Linked DNA regions of Homo sapiens: region 1 is linked to region 2. A link is a loop called in an ENCODE intact Hi-C map of the cell type or tissue named here. Cell type or tissue: B cell. All regions are shown on one strand. Each heading gives the region's core, and the rest is flanking DNA. Links, peaks and the distances in the headings are about the cores only.

Region 1 (10,812 bases), core at 1,095-9,094, 450 kb after region 2:
CAAGATCTGTAGGTCTATTTTAAGGGACTGCAAAGTAGAGAGCAGCTAGGGAGACTGTGCCTCACCCGCCTTCTAGAAATATGATCAGCCTTGAGGTCTCTGAATTGGAAGGCTAAGTTAAACAACTAACACCTGCTCTCCAGCCTCACCTGCATTCTCAGTGGGATGGCAATCTCTTCCCTTATCCCCAAAGAGCTTTCTCTTTCTCCTGTTATAACAGTTATTCCAAACATTTAACATGCTTCAAGTCCTCTACCCCAGCCTTCCTCAAAGTGCACCTAGACTAGGCATTGTGATCAGAAAGGAGGTATGTGTAGTGGGTAAAATCATGTACTCTTCTTGGCCAGTCTTCCTGGGTTTGAATCCTATCTCTATCATGTAGTAGCTTCATTACCTTGGGTGAGTTAATTAGCCTGTCTTGGGCCTTGGTTACCTCATCTACAAAAGAATGTGATAATGACACCTTTCTCATAAGTTCAGTTAATGATTTGATGGGTATAGAGCTTATAGAAAAGGAGCTAGCATGTACTAAGTGCTCAATAAACATTAACAGACTAAACACACAACATTGCCTCTCTTCCATAATCACTAAAATCACACACACACACAACAAACTTAAAAACAAATCCATAGCACTGTTGGAAAATCAAGAGAGGAGCCAACTAGCACTCCACAACCAGAAGAATTTTCTGAAAGTTAAAAAGGGAAAGATTGGCAACAAAGCCCACAAAATTAAGGAAGCCACAAATTCAGCAGGAGGAAAAAGAAAGCTCTTTTTTAAAAAATGTAAACTTTTCATTGGTACCCCAGAGAAATATAAAAATGATGGGCATCAGGGGATAAAATAAAGGAAATTAATTAAGCTTTCCCGCTCAAGTCAAGAAAAAAATAAAATGCTCATTTTTAAAATTATTTTTTATTTTTTTAAATAATTTTTTGTAGAGACAGGGTCCCACTACATTGCCCAGGCTGGTCTTTAATTCTGAGGCTCACGTTATCCCCCCACCTTGGCCTCCCAAAGTACTGGGATTCCAGGTATGAGGTGTCACATAAAATACTCATTAATAATGCTTCAGTGCAAGATTATTTTCACATCCTTGCCAATGCAGTAAGGCAAGAAAAAGAATTAAGAGTATAAATACTGGCTAGTAGAATACTAGGTTTTACTTATCTGTAGATAATATGAGTCTTTATCCAGAAAACCCAAAAGAGTTAACTGAAAAACTTTTCGAGTTATTAAAAAAAATCCAGTAAATTGATCAGACAAAACTAATATGCAAAAATGAAAAGATCATTAATCAGAACCCTTTTAACTTCCAGTCCCACCCAGCTGCAAACTTATTTGTATCCACATTCAACCTTACTTCTTTCACCGTTCAACTTTAGGATATACTGCAAGCAGTTTTCCAAAATTGTTGTATTAAGTACACTTCTGGCAGGGTGCAGAGGCTCACACCTATAACCCCAGCATTTTGGGAGGCTGAGGTGGGTGGATCACTTGAGACCAGGAGTTCAAGACCAGCCTGGCCAGCATGATGAAATCCTGTTTCTACTAAAAATACAAAAATTAGCCAGGCTGTGGCATGAGAATCGCTTAAACCCAGGAGGTGAATGTTGCAGTGAGCCGAGATTGCGCCACTGCACTGCAGCCTAGGCGACAGAGCAAAACTCTGTCTCAAAACAACAACAACAAAAAAAACACTTACACCAGAAGGGTAAGAGAATTTCATTTCCTCCACATCATTGCCAATACTTGGTATTTTTAGTGTTTTTAATTTTAGCCATTTTAGTGTATGTATAGTGATAAATACTCATTATGGCTTTAATACGCAATCCCTTGATGACTAATTAATGTTAAGCACCTATTCATGTATACTGAGCTATTTGGCTATCCCCTTTTGTAGGGTGTCTTGTCTTCACAAGGTATTTGCTTACATTTTTTATTGAGCTCTCTGTGTTTTTCTTAATGACGTATATATACTAGAGCTGAGTTCTTTATTGGACATGAGTATGATTAATATTTTCTTTTACTCTATGGCTTGCCTTTTCACTCTGTTAAGAATATCCTTTGATAAAGAGAGGCTTTTGATTTTAATGTAATTGAATGTATTTCTCTTATTTAAATTTAGTCATTTTTGTGCTCTCTTTAAGAAATATCTGCCTACACCAAGATCATGAAAATATGATGCGCCATTGTCTTCAAAAAGCCTTGTCGTTTTCCCTACTATATATCTGTAATTGATTTTTTAAATTGGTGTACAGAGAATCCAGAATTAATGTTTACTTGGTTATCCAATTGACCCAGGGTCATTTATTGAAAATATTTATTTTTCTTATCCAAGATTGTCTTGGCTATTCTCAGCCAACCTAATATATTTCTACTTCTCTTCTATGTCCTGAAACTACTTTTGATGATCTCCCCAATTTCCCAAACATCAAATACAAAGGAAATTTTTTCACTTTGACCTTAATTTTTCTCCCACCATTTAACACTCAGCCTTTGGCTCCTTAAAACTTCCCTTCCCTTATCTTCCAGGACACCATGGTTTTTCCTTTTTTTTTTTTTTTTTTTTTCCTGTACTGCTTTTTTTTCAGTTGCTCATTCTCCTCTCCCAGGATCCCTTCTTCAGTCTTTTCACTTCTCATTTCAGGACTCACACTCCTCCTAAGTGATCTTGTTCAAATGCAGGCCTTTAACCACTTCTATTCATGGGTAGCTCCCAAGCATTATTCCCAGCCCAGGTTTCTAATTCTCAAGTGCAGACGAAGATACTCAAACATATCCAAAACTGAATGCATTAATCTCATCAGAAAGAAGTCCAGTAAAATGGCCAGATAAAACATATATGCAAAAATTAAAAAGACTATTAATCAGAACCCCTTTAACTTCCAGTTTCACCACACCTAGAGACTTCTTAATACTCCCCCAACCACACCTCATCCTTCTTAGATCTCCATTAGCTAAAAAGACACCACTGTACTCAACTGCCTCAGCCAGAGACCATGAAATCTTCAAATACCTTGTCCAGGTTCTGATGACTTCACTAAGCTTCTCTCCTAACTATTTCCTCCTCTCAACCCCCACTACTGCTGCCCTATTTCAAGCCTTCACTGTCTCTCACATGGCTTTACTACAGCCTTTTGCCTTATCCCCCTGTATTTGGTCTCACGTGTTCAGTTTCCATACAAGGATCTCCCAACTGGTAACTAACATTTCCTTCTTTTTCCTACACACCAGCAATTGGTTCTCCCAGTTAAGTTACACTAAATCCACATACAAAGTCTCCATAAATCAAAATAGCCACCTGACAAGTAGGTGCCTCATGCCATGAAGTGTAATGGAAGACTTGGATACAAAAGCAAGGGGGCTTGAAGCACTGCTGGCTGCCCAAGAGGTGAGGGCATCACTGCAAGGGCAGAGGATGCAGAGGGGAAAGTTCTTAGGGCTGATATCTGGTCATGCTTGTTATCCTCTACATAGAGAAATAATACTGGCAGACATTCCCCACCAAATCCTTATTTCCTATCTATATCCTGTGGCCCAACTCTGATTCAACAGACCCTTGATATCTAAGAAACCAACATTATCACCTGCACCATTCACCAACAGCCCTAAAGACCCGTCAAGTGAAGATGTGTAATTTTGCAGAGGCACAAATCTCAACTACATATGCTATGGGGCTTCTTATTCTGCGTGAATCATTTAGCAGTTTGAAAGCCAAATGTCTTGGGGTTGGTGAGTCATGCCCTTGGAATAAAACCTGAGGGCTGAAGTTCAGGATTTGCAGCAAATGACTGAAACCAAAGGGGCCCTGGGAAATTGTCATTCTGGGAGCAAAAAGGAGGGAGGAAACTGAGATGGCAGCACTGCTTTTCACAGGGAATTCCAGGGACAGGAAGACCACCAGGGCAAGAGTGTTTGCCCTGGGGTCAAGACCCCCAGGGCTGGTTTTGGGCAGCTGAGTTCCTGGACCTCTAGTGAAGAAAGAGGAAAGTAGGACAAGCTGATCTGGGCCTCAGACAGAGACCCAGAGCTGGGCTAAGGCAAGTCCCATATGCAGTTTACAACAAGGACCTTAGCTGTTCTGAAATGGACCAACCCAAAGAGACAAGCTAACATCTACTCCCCCCATCAGCATGAAGATTCATATTCCTTTTGTTGTCCAAAGAAGAACTTACTTGGAGCACAGCAGGTCAGTCAGAACCATAACTGGAAGAAATCTGTGTGTAAAAGATCAGCAGGAGTGACACAAAATCCTCAGGGTCCTTGCCCAGAAGATTGATCCTTCAAAAAAGTGAGTCTTATTTGGGCAAAAGTGTCAGACTGCTAATATCCGTTTATTTGTCTGGTTTCTGCTCCATCTTGTATCCAAGGGTGTCTGGATAACTCTACCCAGTGAATAATAAGCCCATTTTATTTATTTAGGGGATTCTGTACTTTGTGGGGATACATTATCCTGGATATCAAATTAAATGCCCATTCACATTGAGCTCAAGTCACATGTCACCAAGGGCTGGGTATAGTAGCCAAGGAAGATGACACCTCCAGGGCTGGGTTTTGCAAGGAAATGAGTTTTAATCATCAAGTTCAGTTTCAACACTTGGAAATCATCCATCTTGATGAGGAAATAAAATCAGCTGATCTTTTATTTTGCTCATTTGAAGGCAATGAGACACTTCTTTGCATCAGATAATAGGCTTGTGACCCCAAAGGACACCTATTCTCACTTTACCATCTCAGCAGCTGTAAGCCCTGAGCAGCACACATGAGCATGAAGGAAAAGGGGCTTCCTTAATGGGCACAGTCAAGGATGGATGGTCTGAGCCAATAGCAGGGTCAGAGATACAGGGAACCCCAAACAGCAATTAATTTTAATTTTAATTTTAATTGGCCTAGGCATACACTGGATGACTTCTTGCACAATAAATCCATCCTCCTAATTATTAGCTTAATTAACTTAATTATCAGTTAGTCTAATATTTAAGTTAGTTGGTATTCTCTAAGTTATTCATAGTGCAAAAGGGCCCATGAGCATGCAAGGTCAAGAGGCCTGGGGCTGAGGTCACACTGATGGGTAACTGGGAGTTGACAGGCATTCCCAATGAGAACATCAGGCATGCCACTGACCTGATGTAAACCAGCTAAACAGGGCTCTGGGTCAGCCAGGCCCCTATCCTCTCCAGTTATCTTCGGGAGAGTTTTTCTCAAGGGTGTTGATCATCACTGAATTGAGGGAAGTTGCCCTATGTCACCATGCTGGTGCTCGCCTCCATGCCCTTATTCATCCTGCCTGTGGTACCCTTAGCCTTAAACTTCACTGAACTGTCTCCTACCCAAACTTTATGACTCAGCTCAGTGACGCCTCCTGCTGGCAGCTGTCTCAATGGGCTTGCTAATCAACTGTTCATGTATCAGTAGCACCCAGCACATTTACCTGTGGGGCAATGCACTCTATAAATATTTGATGAAGAAATGAATCAATTATTGTGTGCTTAGCACTTTTTACATTTAAAGTAATAGCCTCTTGTCTTATTTATCACTGTCAGTATGGTGAACCCCTTGAGGATAGGAAACTTATTCATTTTTATGTTCCTGCTCTTAATAATGAATGCCACAGAAAAAGTACTTAATAAATGGGGGCAGAGCCCACCTATCTCCACCCTAGGAGACTGACTTTTTTGCTAAGTAAGATAACTTTTGTGTGAACCTTCTTGGTGTATAAAGTATTTTCATGTGTCTTATCATTGTTTATCCTCACTGGGACTGGGGATGAAGGAGAGTGTATATGGGGGGCAGGGGTGGTGGGGGTGACTGTGAGTTAGATACTTTCATTATTCTCATCGTACAGATGAGGAAACTAAAATTCATGAAGTTACATGGCTTGCACATAATCACAGGCTCATAGGTGAAACAAGAAGTCTATCTGGATTTCCTGACTCTAAATCTACACTCGGTTATTTTCTAATCAACAGCCAAAGTTTGTTCCCATCTCTTAACCACAAGTCCTATCTCCCAGTTATACTCTCCTATCAACCGGCTATGAACTAATGTCCATTTAGAGGTTAACTCATTGCAGCTTAAGGGTTGAGATAAAGCACATACAGGGGAGTTTGACTTTCAAGATGATGATACTGAAAATTGATGTTCAGAAAGGAATGAGCTTCAAGTGCAAGAATTTTAGACACATGGCCAGGTGAGGAGAAGTTGATGAATAGCTATAGGCAGTAACCTGAGAGACCAGGTTAGCCATTTTTATGTATGCTATGTAAAATGACAATATTAGTCATTTATTACTGCATATCAGATACTCCTTAACTTAGCAGCTCCCAAGAACAGTAAACATTTATTATTGCCCACAGTTTCTAAGTGTCAGGACTCTGAAAGTGGCTTAGCTGGATGGTTCTAGCTCAGGGTACCTCCTGAAGTTCCAGTCAAGCTGCCAGCCAGAGCTGCAGGCAGTCACTGGGAGGCTTGAAGGAGATTGAGGATCCATTCCAAGATGGTTTACTCACACGGCTACCAGCTGTTGGTAGGAGTTATAGGTCCTTCCTATTTGGAACTCTCCAGGGACTACTTGAGTGTCCTCAGACCATGGGGGCTGGCTTCACTCAGAGTGATCCAAGAGATAGTAAGTGATGGGGTTCAGGACACACTACCTTCAAGTATGGCACCTTACCATTTGAGAAAATAGCAGAAGCAGGAAGATCTCTTTGACTTTCCCCTTTGACCTTCTCCCCTGAAGCTGGTCATGAAAGAATTATCTGACCTTCCTTTCTGAAGTAGGTCATAAGACCCTTATTCCAGAGATACCCTCCCTACAACCAGAGGAAAGGAACATACTTATCTTCAAAGACACAGAAATGCCAAGAAGAATCTGAACAAACCGGTCTTGCTAAGTTCCTCCCAGTTGATCACTAGTAGATCACCCTTTTGTTCTCCAATCATAATTCTCCACAGTTCTCCATTTCATCAAACTTGGTGTAAAAATGCACAAGTTTACCTGTTTCTTTGGACTTCATTTCTGAAGGCTCCCATGTCACATTAATTTAAAAAAAAAAAAGACAACTTATGTTAAATAAATCAAAAGGTGAGGGTAGAGGGCAATGAAGAAAGATTGATTAAGGGGTACAAATATACACTTAGAAGAAATAAGACCTAATATTCAGTAGATCAGTAGGGTGACTATAGTTAACATTAATCTATTGTATATTTCAAAATAGCTGGAAGAGAATAATTTGAATGTTCTTAGCATATAGAAAAGATGAATATTTAGGTTGATGAATATTCCAATTACCTGATTTAATTACATGAGTGTATCAAATTATCACATGTGCCCCGAAAATATGTATATCCAATATGTATCAATAAGAATAAATAGGCTGGGCGCAGTGGCTCATGCCTGTAATCCTAGCACTTTGGGAGGCCAAGGTGGGTGGATATCTTGAGGCCAGGAATTTCAGACCAGCCTAGCCAACATGGCAAAACTCCATCTCTACAAAAAATTTAAAAAAAAAGATCCAGGCATGGTGGCATGCGCCTGTAAGTCCTAACGACTCGGGAGGCTGAGGCATGAGAATCACTTGAACCCAGGAGGCAATGGTTGCAGTGAGCCGAGATCATACCACTGCACTTCAACCTGAGTAACAAAGTGAGACTCTGTCTCAATAAGTAAATAAATAAATAAAAGTGAATACATAATTTTGTATGCTTTTCTATCATTAATCTGTTTTTTTAATACCGGTGCCTCAGTCATGAGCCTTATGATGGGTGAGAAAAGAGATATTACTTTTTCTCCTCTACACAAAGTCAGAAGCCACAAAGTCTTTTCTGATGTAGCCTTGAAGTCACACTTCCTCATTTTCACAATATCCTTTTGGTCACAAGGTCAGCTGCGTTCACTGTAGGATGCATTCAATATATGGAGAAGTGAATATTACTGGGGACCATCTTAAAAGTGGCCACCATAACACCAACAGGTTGCTCTGAACAAGATCTTTGCTCTGCCCCAAAATTTAATTCACTGATGGTTCCACCATGAAATCACAGTTTTGATTTTTTATGTGTTTTAAACAATTAGACCTTTAGCAAGAGAGTAAATCAAAGATAGCCAAAGACACTAAGTTAGATTTTCTACCCTGATGAAAGTATGAGTGGCCAAGATCACACAGTTGGTTTCTGGAAGAGCTCAGAAGAGACAAGAAGGGCAGGAGAGCCAGCTGGCCTCTACATTCACCAAGGTCTCAGATTAGACTTTTAACTTTATCCCCAAATAAGATCTATCAGACAGTCCCAAAGATATAGGAGCAAAGGAAAGCAATATTCATTGTCCAACCTTAAACCCTGAGCCTTGTGACTATACAACACTGTCTATAGCACAGGATGACTGTGAATTAATATTTTTCCAGATTTTGTGACTATTAAAATGCACTATATTGCATTTTTTCTGGAAAAAGTTTTAACTTATAAAATGTAAACATCAAAAAATTTCGTAATTCTTATGATTCCCATTTTTTAAATTGTTTCTTTTAATATACAAGGGACCTCAAAAAAACTGAAGTGACCGTGATCTGTTAACATCTGAGAGGCTTGTCTCATGACCCCTCAACCCCTCAACTCCTGGAGTTTCATTCTTTTCCTTTGAAAAAACCGGAGGGTTGTGTAAGTGACCTCTAAGGTTGGTCCAGGTCTTGCATCCCTTCAGGCACTAAAGCCATAGTAGTCAGTGCTTATTTTTCAATGCTCTGTGTGCCCTGAATGCTCCTTTAGTAAAGAATAGGAAGAAGGAAAGGGAAGTAAGTGTAAAGGGCAAATTCTGACCACCACACCATGTGGAGTAGTGAACCAAGTAAGAACCTGAAATGGGAGAAAAACATAGAACAATTTTTGCAGGATTTTTTTTTCGTTATCCACAAAGTCACGTTGAGACTGGTTTCTGGTTTGAAATAAAAGGGAGCTCCAAATATTCTGGCAGGAGGTCATCTTTCCTTTATGGCCTTTGCTCAGCCTGGGCCTCTGACTGTCCCAGGAGCTGGGCCCTCACCCCTCCCAACAGATCCGCTCTGGAAGAACAATATTTAGATGCCTTACCTTAGAAACCTGACCACAGAAGGGCTGGCTTTTTTTGTAAGAGATGGGGGTTGTATTAGTCTGTTTTCATGCTACTGATAAAGACATATCTGAGACTGGGCAATTTACAAAAGAAAGAGGTTTATTGGATTTACAGTTCTACATGTCTATGGAGGCCTCACAATCATGGCAGAAGGCAAGGAGGAGCAAAGTCATGTCTTACATGGATGGCAGCAGGCAAAAAAAGGAGCTTGTGTAGGAAAACTCCCCCTTTATAATACCATCAGATCTCATGAGACTTATTTGCTATCATGAGAACAGCACAGGAAAGACCTCCATCCATTATTCAATTACCTCCCACCAGGTCCCTTCCATAACACATGGGAATTCAAGATGAGATTTGGGTGGGGACACAGCCAAACCATATCAGGGGTTTTGCTATGTTGGCCAGGTTGGTCTTGAACACCTGGGTTCAAGCAAATCCTCCCACCTCAGCCTCCCAAAGTACTAGGATTACAGGCGTGAGCCAGTGTGCCTGGCCTATTTTTGTTTGTTTCTTGTTCCTACTAGAATTGCTGCAAAGAATCACAAAAGCAGCAAGGCTAGGACACTGGGCTGCTGTAGCAAAGGGAGGCAGCAAGTGAAGCAGTGATTCTGGGTGACCATGACGCCACCAGGCAGACTGCTGTTTGTGCTGCCAGTGTTGAAAAACACGTTCTGGGTCTGTGGAACCGGCAAATAGATTTCTGTCAAAAGGCAAAATTACAACAAATTTAGTCTAAAAATCTTAATTGCCTTTTATTGGCAACTCTAGAGTCTGGCAACACCTCATTCCGTAAAAAACAATGAGTGCTCCAATATGCTGAGCAGAGGAGATTGGCTTTATGGACAAAAAAAGAGCTGAATAAAGCAGAAACAAAAAACAAAAAGTAGACTGGCAATTTCAGTTATTTTCCTTGTAAAGGTTAAAGCAGAGGGGACTTCCTTATGTTGGCTAAAACTGGCCTGTTTGGCTATTTGGAGATTTGGCTATTCTCTCTCTTTCTCTCCTTTCTCTCTCCCCAGCCGCCGCCCCCCATGTCTTGGAAGGTTATATAAACAACTTAGTTTTAGCTTGATTGCATGGAACTTTAGAATGAGTGACTCCATCTTGGTTTGGTCCATTGGGCCTAGTGCAACAGCTCAGGCCAAACCAATGGCCTCCTATACATTTTATTTAACACTTCCTTGGACTGGGGCAGGGGTGTGGCCAGGTGAATGAATGAGGAAGGTTCTGAGCTGCCTCCTGACTTTGGGCATGACCAATAACCATGACTTGTTTTGTTTCAGGCCCTCCCCTCCTCCTCCTATCTAGTGAGCACCCAGTGATCCAATGTCCTTGTCCCCTGGCAAGGCTACTTTGCTTTCCTTATCACTGGAATTCAGCAAAGCCTCCTTCCTGGGTATCATATACAGAGGAGGATACAAATATTGCTAGTGAGCCAGTCTCATTTTGCCTGTTGCACAGTGTGTCAATCAATGAGAAGACTAGTTTTATAGCAGAGAAGCTACCAAGTGAGCAGATGGGAGAAGAGTTCTCAAATTTGCCTCTCCAAAGACAGAGTTTAGGGATATTTATGGGATAACAAAACAGGGTGGTCTGAAGCATGGGGAAAGGTGACTTGAGGTGAGGAAAAGTGAGAATCAGTGATCTGCACAAGGGTAGGCAGACTTCATGGCTTTTCATATGATGGTGTTGGTGCTAC
Region 2 (10,812 bases), core at 1,141-9,140:
TCTGGAAGTCCGAAATCAAGGTGTCGCCAGGACCATGCTTCCTCTGAAGGCTCTAGGAGACCTAGGTTCTGGTGGTTGCCAGCACTCCCTGGCATTCCTTGGCTTGTAGTTGCGTCACCCCAGTCTCTGCCTCTGTAGACACATGTGTGTCTGTGTCTTCCCCTCTTCTTATAAACACACCAGTCACATTGAATTTAGGGGCCACCCTAATCCAGTATGACCTCATCTTAACTCTACTGCATCTCTAAAGACCTTATTTGGAAATAAGGGTTTGGGGTGGACATGCATTTTGAGGGGACTGTTATTCAACAGAGTACATCATCTTTTTATAAAAAGAAACTGTGGCACGGAGTAAGTCTGTGACCAGCTAGAGATGCCCCCCCGGATTCTGGTCTCAGAGTTCAGGGCTTTTAGGAGGAATGGGACATCCTATTACTTCCTTCCACCGCTCAGGGCAGCTGTGATTTCTCTGGAATCCCTGATTTTGATCGGAAATACTTTGAGCAACATTCCTTTAACAAATGGCTTGGCTTGGTCAAGAGGAATGCTGCCTGGCAGCCAGGGGGTTCTTCATCCCCTTCCTCAGTAGGCTTTTGTGGAGTCCATGCAATAAATGTTGCTTAAGCATGGCAGAGCTTACCAGGCCAGTTTCTCTCCCAGGAATGCAGTCCCGAAGCCCTGTCTGGGTAGGCATTCGAATCAGCCCTCTTTTTTCTCTTCTTAAACCAGCTCCCTTTCTTTCCCAACCCTTAATTCTTTCTTTCTCTAAAGTGGCAACACCAGTGGAGGTAAACTTTGAAGTTTGACAGACTTTGACGTCTGACATATCTATATTTGGTCTCTTTCACTTTTTACCTGTGTAATTTTGATTACTTAACATCTATGAACCTCAATTTCTGAAGAATGAGAATAAAAACAGCATCTATATCAGAGGGTCATCATGAGGATTATATGAGTCAAAGTGTTTAAAGTCCAGTGCCTGGATCTTAGCGGTAGTAGCTAGTATTTTATTACTTTGCACAGAGAACTATTCCTGGATTTTGAGTACTTTTTTTTTTTTTTTTTTTTTTTTTTTTTTTGGTGAGTGGTCTCATCAACTACAAAAACCGCCCCAGGCAAGTACAGGCCGGTCCTGGGTGCACCTGTTGACTTCTTGTTATTGGTTTGCTGGGGCTTAGCCTGTTGGCTCTGTTGGAAACCAGTGATTCAGGGAGTCCAGGTGGCAGTGAGGACCTTCTCCCTGGCTGGGCCAAGTACCTATCTCTAGATTGAGTGGGTGATTGCAATACCCCCTGATCCATTTGAAGCACACATTTATCTCCATCAATATGTTCAGTGAGTTCCAGGTACATCCTTGGTTGCAGAAATGAGATTACCTTTGGGACATAAACTACTTTTATCAGGCAACTGATTAAGACCTTCAATTGCCTATAATGAAGTAGAAATTCTCCAACATAGATGAAGGGTGACAGATGGAGGGAGTAAGACAGAAATTATACGTTGCCAAACAGATCTAACATGTAACATTTTCATCCCAGTTTCTTATTTATGAAGCTTAAATGAAATGTTCAATAATTTACAATGGAATCATCTTCTCCCAGAAAACTGCAGAGCAGAATTTAATGTGTTCTCTTCCCAGGTTTTCTGTCTAGAGGATGGAAAAGTGGGACTTGCTTATAGGTTTGTGCCTGCTGCTTTCCTTTGATTTTCAGCAGCTTTCTTCCATGCTACAAGTGAATTGTTGCTCTTTGCCAGCAGGTTAGACACAGTTCTGCTGGAAAAAAAAAAAAACCACATGTATCCGAGGCATAGCCAGTGCACTTAGATATCAGCACTCTGAGTACTCCTAGGGATTTCTCACTTTTTAAAGACCCCATTGCTCTCTATCAATGCCCCCTTTATCTCTCCATCCAACTCCTGCAAGTGGTAACATATAAATGGCCCTGTTCCCTTTCTTAACAATAGCACAGAAAATTCATCCCATAGGAAATCACTACTCTCTGTTCCTTATAGAACTTTCTTTGTTCAACTTGGAGGTTGATGCTTTTCTCAACTCTTTCACCTCACACCCATTCTTCTTGGAACCCCTAAAGCACAGTCATACATTCAACAAATATTAAGGGCCTCCTTTGTGTCAGACACAAGGTGGTGTGAGCTGAACAAGACATTAGCCTTGCCTTTTGGGGGTGAAAAGGAATCTGTGCTAAAAAAGTAAAATAATTATTTAGTGAGCACCCATAATATGCCTAGCACTAAGCTACATGGAAAAGAATAATGACGAAGGGGAGGGAAGAAAAAGAGAAGTAAAAAATGAAGACTTTTTGAGTGTCTGATGGTAAAGAGTTATGCAAGTATTACTGAGCTTCTTAAAGATTCACACGTTATTTAATTTCCCTGAAGCACTACTGATAGGGTATTGCAGATGAGCAAACAGGGGCTCCAAGAAGTCTATTCCTTGGCCAAGGTCACAAAACTGATACATGATACAACTAGGTTTGGAACCCAAGTCTCTTGTTATTTTCTGACTCATGATAGCATGGTTCCCATCCCTGAGTCTTACAGGCCAGGAGGAAGGAGTGGAGTAAGCAACTTGGAATTCGAGAGTGATTTGGTACCTGTTATAGTTTGGATGCTTGTCCCCTCCAAATCTCATATTGAATTGCCATCCCCAATGTTGGTGGTGGGGCCCAGTGGGAGGTGTTTGGGTCATGGGGGTGGATCCCTCATGAATGGCTTGGAGCTGTCCTCCAGATAGTGAGTGAGTTCTCGTGAGATCTGGTTGTTTAAAAGTGTGTGGCACCTCCCCCCAACCCTTGCTCCCTCTCTCATTGTGTGATGCGCGGGCTACTCCTCCGGCTTCCCGCATGATTGTAAGCTTTCCGAGGCCCTCACCAGAAGCAGATTCTGGCACCATGTTTCCTGTACACTCTGCAGAACTGTAAGCCAGTCAAACCTCCTTTCTTTATAAATTACCCACCCTCAGGTATTCCTTTATAGTAATGCAAATGGACTAATGCAGGACCAAAGCAGAGGCTGCTAACTAAGAGGACAAGATCAGCATGGGACTAAGAGGACACGATCAGCAGGGAGAAGATCAGCATGGGCTGTAATAGTCAGATAAGTCTTTCCAGAGAAGGCATTTGAGTTGGAACTTAAAGCTGGCTAAGATAAGGAAAGATAGAGGGAAGGAAATATGGAATTCTCTAGTGGCCAGAATGGGGCATAATGAGCATTCATAGATTAATTAGGGCTAGAAAGGAACAGGAGTTAGCACATTCTCACCTGCAGTGCAAGGACTGTGGTGATAAAGGCAGAATGACTCACTTAGCCCTGTTTTGGGAACCTATTCTTCATGCCTGCTGTCGCTAGCAGGGAAAGTGGTAGGGAGAAGGAGGCCCAAGGAACTGAGATTGCTGTCTCTTGCTAGCAAAAACATGAGTAAGATACTTGGGGTCTGCAGACTTGGTTGGGATCAAGTGGACATGAGGAAATATGGACCTTTCCATCTTTAAATCCCTGAGATCATCTCCCAAGTGTCTGTGAAGCTCAAGTCTATGAAACTGAGGTTAGGGGTGTGATTGGCCCTAGTGCACTGGGTGCCTACCTTCACAGAGAGGGACAAACTGAGGACCCTGTCCCCAAGGAACTTGCAGTCAATCTGCGATTTTTATAGTGATTATGTTATTATTGTTAGTTTTCATGTTGGTTTCCTCACTAGACTCTTAGGTCTTTGGGTCAAAGATTTTATTTTTTTCAGTATGTAGTATAGTGAGAAAACATGCACAGAAGCAGCATGGTGCTGGTGGCAGTAGCGGTGGTGGTGGGGAGTGTTGGGGAGACTCCGAAGAGAGGATATCTGGACTGGGTTTTGAAGGACCCATGGACATCTGGTGGCAGGGAGGGCATCCCAGACAAAGGAAACAGGGCATGCAAAGGCAGCTCTGGCAAAATAATTCATGAAAACCCAGGGACTAATATAGGGTCCCTCATAGAGAAATTTCCCATCAGTGGAATTTGGAGACCAGAGGTTTCATGGGGGAGATATGTGGAGAATATCTTTGGAGAGCCCCTGAAATCACACCAGATAGGCACCAATCTACTTTTTAGTTAAATGGAGATCTGAGCAGTCAGCCTCCCCACACTTATCTCTTTGGATAATGACAGGTGCATCTTCAGGATTCCTGGAATGAGTCAGGCTTTCGAGGCCATCTCCCTGCTTTTTTGGGTGTGCATGATGTTCAAGTTTCAAGAGAAGCAGCCAATTCCATCCTGATTTAAAGGAAGGGACTGGCCTAACAAGCCCATTTTTGATAAGAAAAATAATACTTCTAAGGCCTGTTTCCAGATGGAACTTTCTTATTGCTGGTGGAATTAATGAGAAACACAGCTCATCAACCTTGTCATATAGGAGCATCCCTATTCTGGGTTGTTGCTGTGAACAAGTACTCCCTGCTGAGGAGTGGAAGCTGCAGCTGAAATATTCCCACCTGGCTTTTCCCCCAGCCCCCTTATCCCCAGCCTTTAAGACAAATAAGGAATAGGCCCTGTATGTCCCAGCTCCGTGAGGAAGAGGTATGTGGAAGCCTTTGTCCTTTCTTTCCTCCTCTTCAACTTGGGTCTCTGCAGCCCACTCCCCAGCTTCCCGCCCCTGGAAGGTGACACCATGTTTAGAGGGTGCCTTACCAAAGTGACCACTTGGGGTCACTGTGACTTCGCCCAAAGGAGGCTGAGCACTGTCTGGCCCGGGACCCCAGGCCCTGTGCCTGGTCCTTTCCTCCTCAGAAGAGCTGCAGGGCGTTGAAGGTCTGGTGCTGGGTTTGGTGTTTGTGCACTGGCCCATCAGGGAGTGCAGACATAGCGAGGTGGACATTGAGTGCCGTGGTCAGTGCTGACTTGCCAGCTGGACTCCCTCTGGAGTCTCAGATTTCTTCCCCTGCAGACAAGCACGTGGCCTGCCAGTGTACCCTGAGGAGCCGACCTTCTCACCACTAGATCCCCATTTGGGCCAGAAACCTTGAAGGCGGCAACTCCCAAAGCATGATCAGGACGTACTTGCAGGCATCAGCCTAGCGTGTGTGAGTGTGTGTACGTGTGAGGGTATGTGAAAGTGTAGTGTGTACGTATGAGGGCATGAGCATGTGTGGTGTGTATGACTATGAGTGTGTGCATGTGTGTATGAGTATGTGTGTATGTGCATGTGAGTGTGCATATGTGCTTAAGTGTAAGTGCAAGAGTCTGTAGGTGTGTTTGTGTGTACATGTGTGCATGTGGTGAGTGTGAGTGCATCATGTGTGGCTGGCTGTAAGTCTCTGTTTTCTTGCAGTCCTATGTTGTATCACATCTGTAGAAACTGTAAAGCTTCTGGATTTCCTAGGCCCTGTTGGCAATTTTTCAGCTTGTCAACTGGAGATAGAGATAGTCCTGGTGCAGGGAGAGGCAGCAGGTTAGCAAATGCCACCATGAGGCCTAAGGCAGGTGCCCTGTGGAGTGGGTAAGGGGTGCGATGAACGGGCCCTGGGTGGTTGTGAGAGCACGGTGCTCCTGTGACCGTATGGGCCTGGCTCCTTTTGCCTTGTTTCCTGGTCATGAGAATCCTTACGGATCCTAAGCTTCTGTTCATGAGGGAAGACCAGGTGAGAGAGAGTGGATGGCTTAGGGCAAGCCCCCTCCCCTCCTGCTAAAACACAACCACATGCCTTTTTGATGAAAGATTAGAGCAGTCACCTTGGACACAAAGGCCAGAGTAGTGTTTATAATTTGCGTTAGTCCCAGTCAGGGAAGTTGATTTTTTTCGCTAAATTGCAATCAGCAACTAAAAATCTTCTCCCTCCCTTCTCTCTCTCTTTCCCTCCCTCCTTCCACTTGGAGTTTTCTAAATGATTTGTTGTTTTTTTTTTTTGTTGCTGCCCAGAAAGCAGAATGGTATTGTACCCTGTTACATGGTGCCAGGTTCTAATCTGGCTGGTAAGATGTGTAACACTCAAGGACCCCTTTGGGACTATAGGTATGGTGCACAGGCCAAACAGACATCATACAGGCTAAGTGACTGAGACTAAAACAGACTTATTAAGGACACAGAAGCCACTAGAGCAGAGAGAAAAAGTCATTGCAGACATTGAGTCTGTTGTTCAGAAACAAATTCATATCCCAGAAGGAATTCTCTGGACATTGCCTACAGAGAATAATGGGGGGGGAGTGTTTGAATTTTGGGCACCAGCCTGGACTCTGTGTGGCAGAGGGCAACATTTGTAAAGAGGGAGGTCAAGAGGGGGTACTTGCTGCCAGCCAGCTCTGGGAATGTCTCAGAGACCAGGAGAGTCAGGAAGGGCCTGGATTCCACAACAAAGAGGAAAATGGTGGCCTCAGAGACAACGGCTTCTGCAGGGAATGGCAAATACAGGTGCCATAGAGCTTTAAGTGTTGAGTCAACAGTGAGAGTAAAGGGGGCCTGACCTTGTGCCCAGCAAAGGCCAGGCTGCCACGGCTTCAGGTCTGAGCTTTGTGAGGATTAATACCAATAAAAAATTGAATGGGTATTGAGTGCTTACTGTGTGCCAGGCTCCATCCTAAGTTCTTGAATAGGGATATATGTATGATTTCATTTAATTCTCGCTACAACCCAATGAGGTAGATAGGATGTCTTTTAGATGAGAGAACTAAAGTGCAGGAAATTTAAGAAATTTGCTCAAGGATGCACTTTTCATGAAGCTGGTCTCCCCCCTGAGTGGGGTACTTCCACAGCTGTGCTCTAAGTGAGTGCTTCTCACTCATAGATTTCCTTGAAGCAGGGGTCCTAAAATGCAGGCTCTGGGTTGGTAGTTCTCGGGGGAAGAGGCCTCCAACATCTCTGGGCGTAATGCCCAGGCTGCTGGTGGCTGCACCACGCTGTGAGAGGCAAGGTTCTAAACCACTAGGCCACATGGACTAAAGGAGGACATCCTAAACCATCCAGTAGCTCACAGACCTCCTCATCTCTTTCGTCTTCACCACTGTCATCCACTTACTGAGTAGTTTGTTGTCAGAAGCACTACCTTAAACTCGTTAAATGTATTGCCTCATGAATGCCTCATGATGGCACTGTGGGGTCAGTGGTATCAGTCCCCTTTAACAGATGAAGAAACAGAGGTTTAGAAAGATTCAATCAACTGTCCCAAATCACACAGCAAGTGGCAAGCCTGGGTACAGAGTTGAAAGTCTAGGCTCTTAGCATGTTGCATGGAGCAGAGCATTCAGATCAAACTGTGTCTGAACACAGGCATTGGAGGCTGAAAAACTTAACTTTTTACGCTCCAAGTTGGAGAGTGAGTGAGAAAGCACAATGTTTTAGAGCCAGAGTCAAACTTCTCCCTTTTGTCCCTTTCTCTTTTTCATGGCTCTCCCTTCTCTTCCCCCAGATGCCTCAGCAAGAGAACCAACAATCCTTGCAACTAGCATCTCAGCGAGTACAAATACACTTGATTTCCTTATGTGCCAATAATCCCTTCTTAAATTATGTTAAGCTATTTGCCTCATAAATCTCCTCAGCAGTGAACTCCCTGAGATAATTATGTGTAATATATAAATGTAATATTATATATATATATATATATACACATATATTTGAAATGTTTTAAATCTGACTGTAACAAAAAATCAACCTATTTAAGCCCCCTACTCAATAATAATTTTCCCATCGCTTCTAGGTCTGTGGCATTTAAATTTGGACTGTCCCTTACATTTTACTTCTTTAGCAGAAGCAGCTGTGGAAGGGGAATCTTCTGACTGGGACTCGAAAGGACTGGCTTTGAATCACAGCTGTGCCCCTTGCTAGCCTTGTGAACTTGGGCAGGTTTTCAAACTCCACAAGCCTCAGTTTCCTCATCTGTAAAATGGGAATGCTAACCATACCCACCTCATGAGGTGGTTGTGAAGATTAAAGAAGCTATAACTGTATGAGAGTTCCTGGAATAAGAGAGATGATCAGTGAGTGTCGGATCTTCTTTTTTCCCGGTAGAGGGAAATAATAACTAGGACGTGGGGTTTTCTATCTCTCTCATGATGTCATGGCGCATCCTCCATCTGAACAGTTAGCCATCGATTTTATATAACTGCTAATTACCAAATTAGCCTGCGGCTCTAGGCAGGGATGGGCTGCGCTTAGAATCAGTTCCCTCCTGTATCATTTCAGGGTTTTTTTTTTTTTTTTTTTGGATTTAGCTTAATTTTTGTGACTGTTTCTAGCTCTCTGCGAGGCCCTATGCCAGCTGGTCTATCCTTTCTCTGCTTAATTCACCCCCGTTAATCTGCTTGGTCAGCATATCTTCTCATCTCCTTGCTGTGCCTTTAGGAGTGCGTCTGTCTGGAAAAGGCATTTATTATATTTACTTTAACTGGCTGTGTTTGGCAAGGTGGTCTGGGATTTCAACTTGGGAGGAAAACTGCTTTGATTATACTGCCCTTGTTTACCGTATGCACTCTTTGCTGTGTATCCCTTGTCTATCAAGACAGCAAATACTTTTGCAGGAATCCAAGACACAAATTAAACAAAATCTCTGTCTGTGAGCACATTGGCAGCTCCTGGTCCATGACTGTTCTGCACAGCATCTCCTTTATCTGAAAACCACACCCCCATTTCCAGTCTTCTACTCTTTGGTGAGTTTGGGAAGGGAGGTTTTCTTGGATGGGTGAGCCAGAGGCCCCAGGAGTGGTGTTGCCTGGGTCTCACATTCCCAGGGGACAGGGAACACTTCCCAGCCAGGTATCATGGTGACCGAGGACACTGCCTTAGTCCATGCCATCATCATCTCCCTTTGACTCCAGCAGCAGCCTCCTAACCAGTCTTCCTGCCTCTGACCTTGCCCTTCTCTGTACAATCCAGTCATTACATCACCTTATTTAAAATCTTTCAATGACTCTCTGTTGCCCTCAAGAATAAACCTAAACTTTTCATCGGGTGCATAAGGCATGACTCGGCTCTCATTTTATCAGTGAATTCTTGCAATCCATGCCCAAGTCATAGTGAACTTCTGCAGCTTCATTCATTCATTCATTCATTCATTCATTCAGGAAATGGTGAACCCTGAGATTCAATGATGAGCAAAACCAAATATGGTGCAATGTTCACAGAGATTTAGGTGTAGGGTGGAGACTGACAGTCAAATAGTCATGCCACACATGTAAAATGATAACCTGAGGAGTGCTAAGAAGTGAATGGAAACTGGCAAGATGAAGCTGCCGGACAGAATGAATGGAACTCTCTCAGGAACAATATCAAATTTGACCACTAAAGCTCCCTAAAGTGGGGAGTAACCTGGGAGTGGAAAGGGAAGCCTGCATTGGCTAGATGAAGAGGTTCCCATCAGGCAGAGGGAACAGCATTTGCCAGTCCTATATAGCAGGAGGGAAAACGTATTTGAGAAATGGAAAGAAGCAGACTTGTGGGCCTGGAGCCCAGAAAACATCAGGGAACATGGGTGGGAGGTGAGCCTGGAGAGGGCAGGGGAAACCAGGCAGGGCCTGGTGTCCACACTAAGGGTCTGGGCTTATCCTAAGAGCAGTGGGAATTCCCTGGAATATCTGCACAGTGCAATGGCATAATCAAAAATGTACTTTGAAAAAGTCACTGGAAGGCCAGGTGCAGTGGCTCACACCTGTAATCCCAGCACTTTGAGAAGCCGAGGTGGGCGGATCACCTGAGGTCGGGAGTTTGTGACCAGCCTGACCAACATGGAGAAACCCTGTCTCTACTAAAAACACAAAATTAGCCGGGCGTGGTGGCAGATGCCTGTAATCCTAGCTACTTGGGAGGCTGAGGCAGGAGAATCGCTTGAACCCGGGAGGCAGAGGTTGCAGTGAGCCAAGATCACACCACTGCACTCCAGCCTGGGCAATAAGAGTGAAACTCCGTCTCAAAAAAAAAAAAAAAAAAAAAAGTCACTGGAGGAGGTGTGAAGAGTGGGCCAGGAGACAATGTGAGGGGGTTATTGCAATGGTTAAGATAATAGATGAGAACCTGGGAGACAGAGGTTGCAGTGAGCTGAAATTGTGCCACTGCACTCCAGCCTGGGTGACAGAGAGATTCCGTCTCAAAAAAAGGAGATGTTAGTAGCTTAGAACAGGTGATGGCAGTACAATGGATAGTACTAGACATATGTGCTAGGCACTTAAGAGATGAGATCAATAGGAATTGGCCATGGGTTTGTAAGATGTGTAGGTTGGGGAGACAGCTGTGAGGGTATAGACTCAGCAACCAGCATAACCCCAAGAGATAGGTCTTACTCACCTGTCAGGGTGGCCCTGGTGGTTGGACCAATGCCCCTGGGGACCAGTACCTCATGATATTGCTCACCCGCCAGGGTGCTGTACACAACCTTGTACTCCTGAACTTCGGCTTCACTGTTATCCCACTCGAGGTCAAGGCTGGTTGCTGTGCGAGAACCAACTCGCAAGTTCTTGGGGGCATCGATCTCTAAAAATAGACAGACATCACCAACATCGCACATGATAATGTAATGTACATTTGTGGTGCATCTTGAACTCTGAAAAGATTGGTGGTGACAGCCCACACCCCCTGACCCTCTGGCTCACATTTGAATGAACACTGTGGCTACCCTTAGCTTTTTGGTCTGCTGTGACAAATTCCTTGGGCAGGTTAGAGTGATACTTGGGAGCTGAAGATCAATACACTTTATGCTTCCCCCATTTCCATTCAAGAGTTCCAGTGGCATTCTAGAAACTTTAAAAGGAACCAGTCAACATCATAAGCTTAAAAACAAAACAAGGGAAACCCCAGGAGGAGAAAATCAGAGCCAGCTCCCGAGTGATGGAGATGGA

What was found. Peaks named below come from ENCODE experiments on the same cell type or tissue, not always from the same donor. Only the 100,000 strongest peaks of a DNase experiment are listed, where the experiment ranks them.
Region 1: a loop joins it to region 2, with 10 times the contacts of the local background. A loop is called at or near these places in 4 of 110 quality-filtered maps.

The regions. Positions count from the first base shown.
Region 1 is chr1:175,819,033-175,829,844 of GRCh38, forward strand. No RefSeq gene overlaps it. Among named protein-coding and RNA genes, the nearest start is that of LINC01657, 53 kb to the right of the region's middle. In B cell, for the core only: a CTCF peak has its summit at 5,391 (motif pointing left); no DNase peak of the experiment used is centred there.
Region 2 is chr1:175,369,291-175,380,102 of GRCh38, forward strand. TNR (tenascin R) reads right to left here. Exons shown (of 23, transcript NM_003285.3): 9 at 10,262-10,447. Among named protein-coding and RNA genes, the nearest start is that of KIAA0040, 180 kb to the left of the region's middle. RefSeq lists an enhancer at 4,616-4,765. In B cell, for the core only: CTCF peaks have their summits at 4,717 (motif pointing right), 4,920 and 7,065; a DNase peak (open chromatin) is centred at 4,731.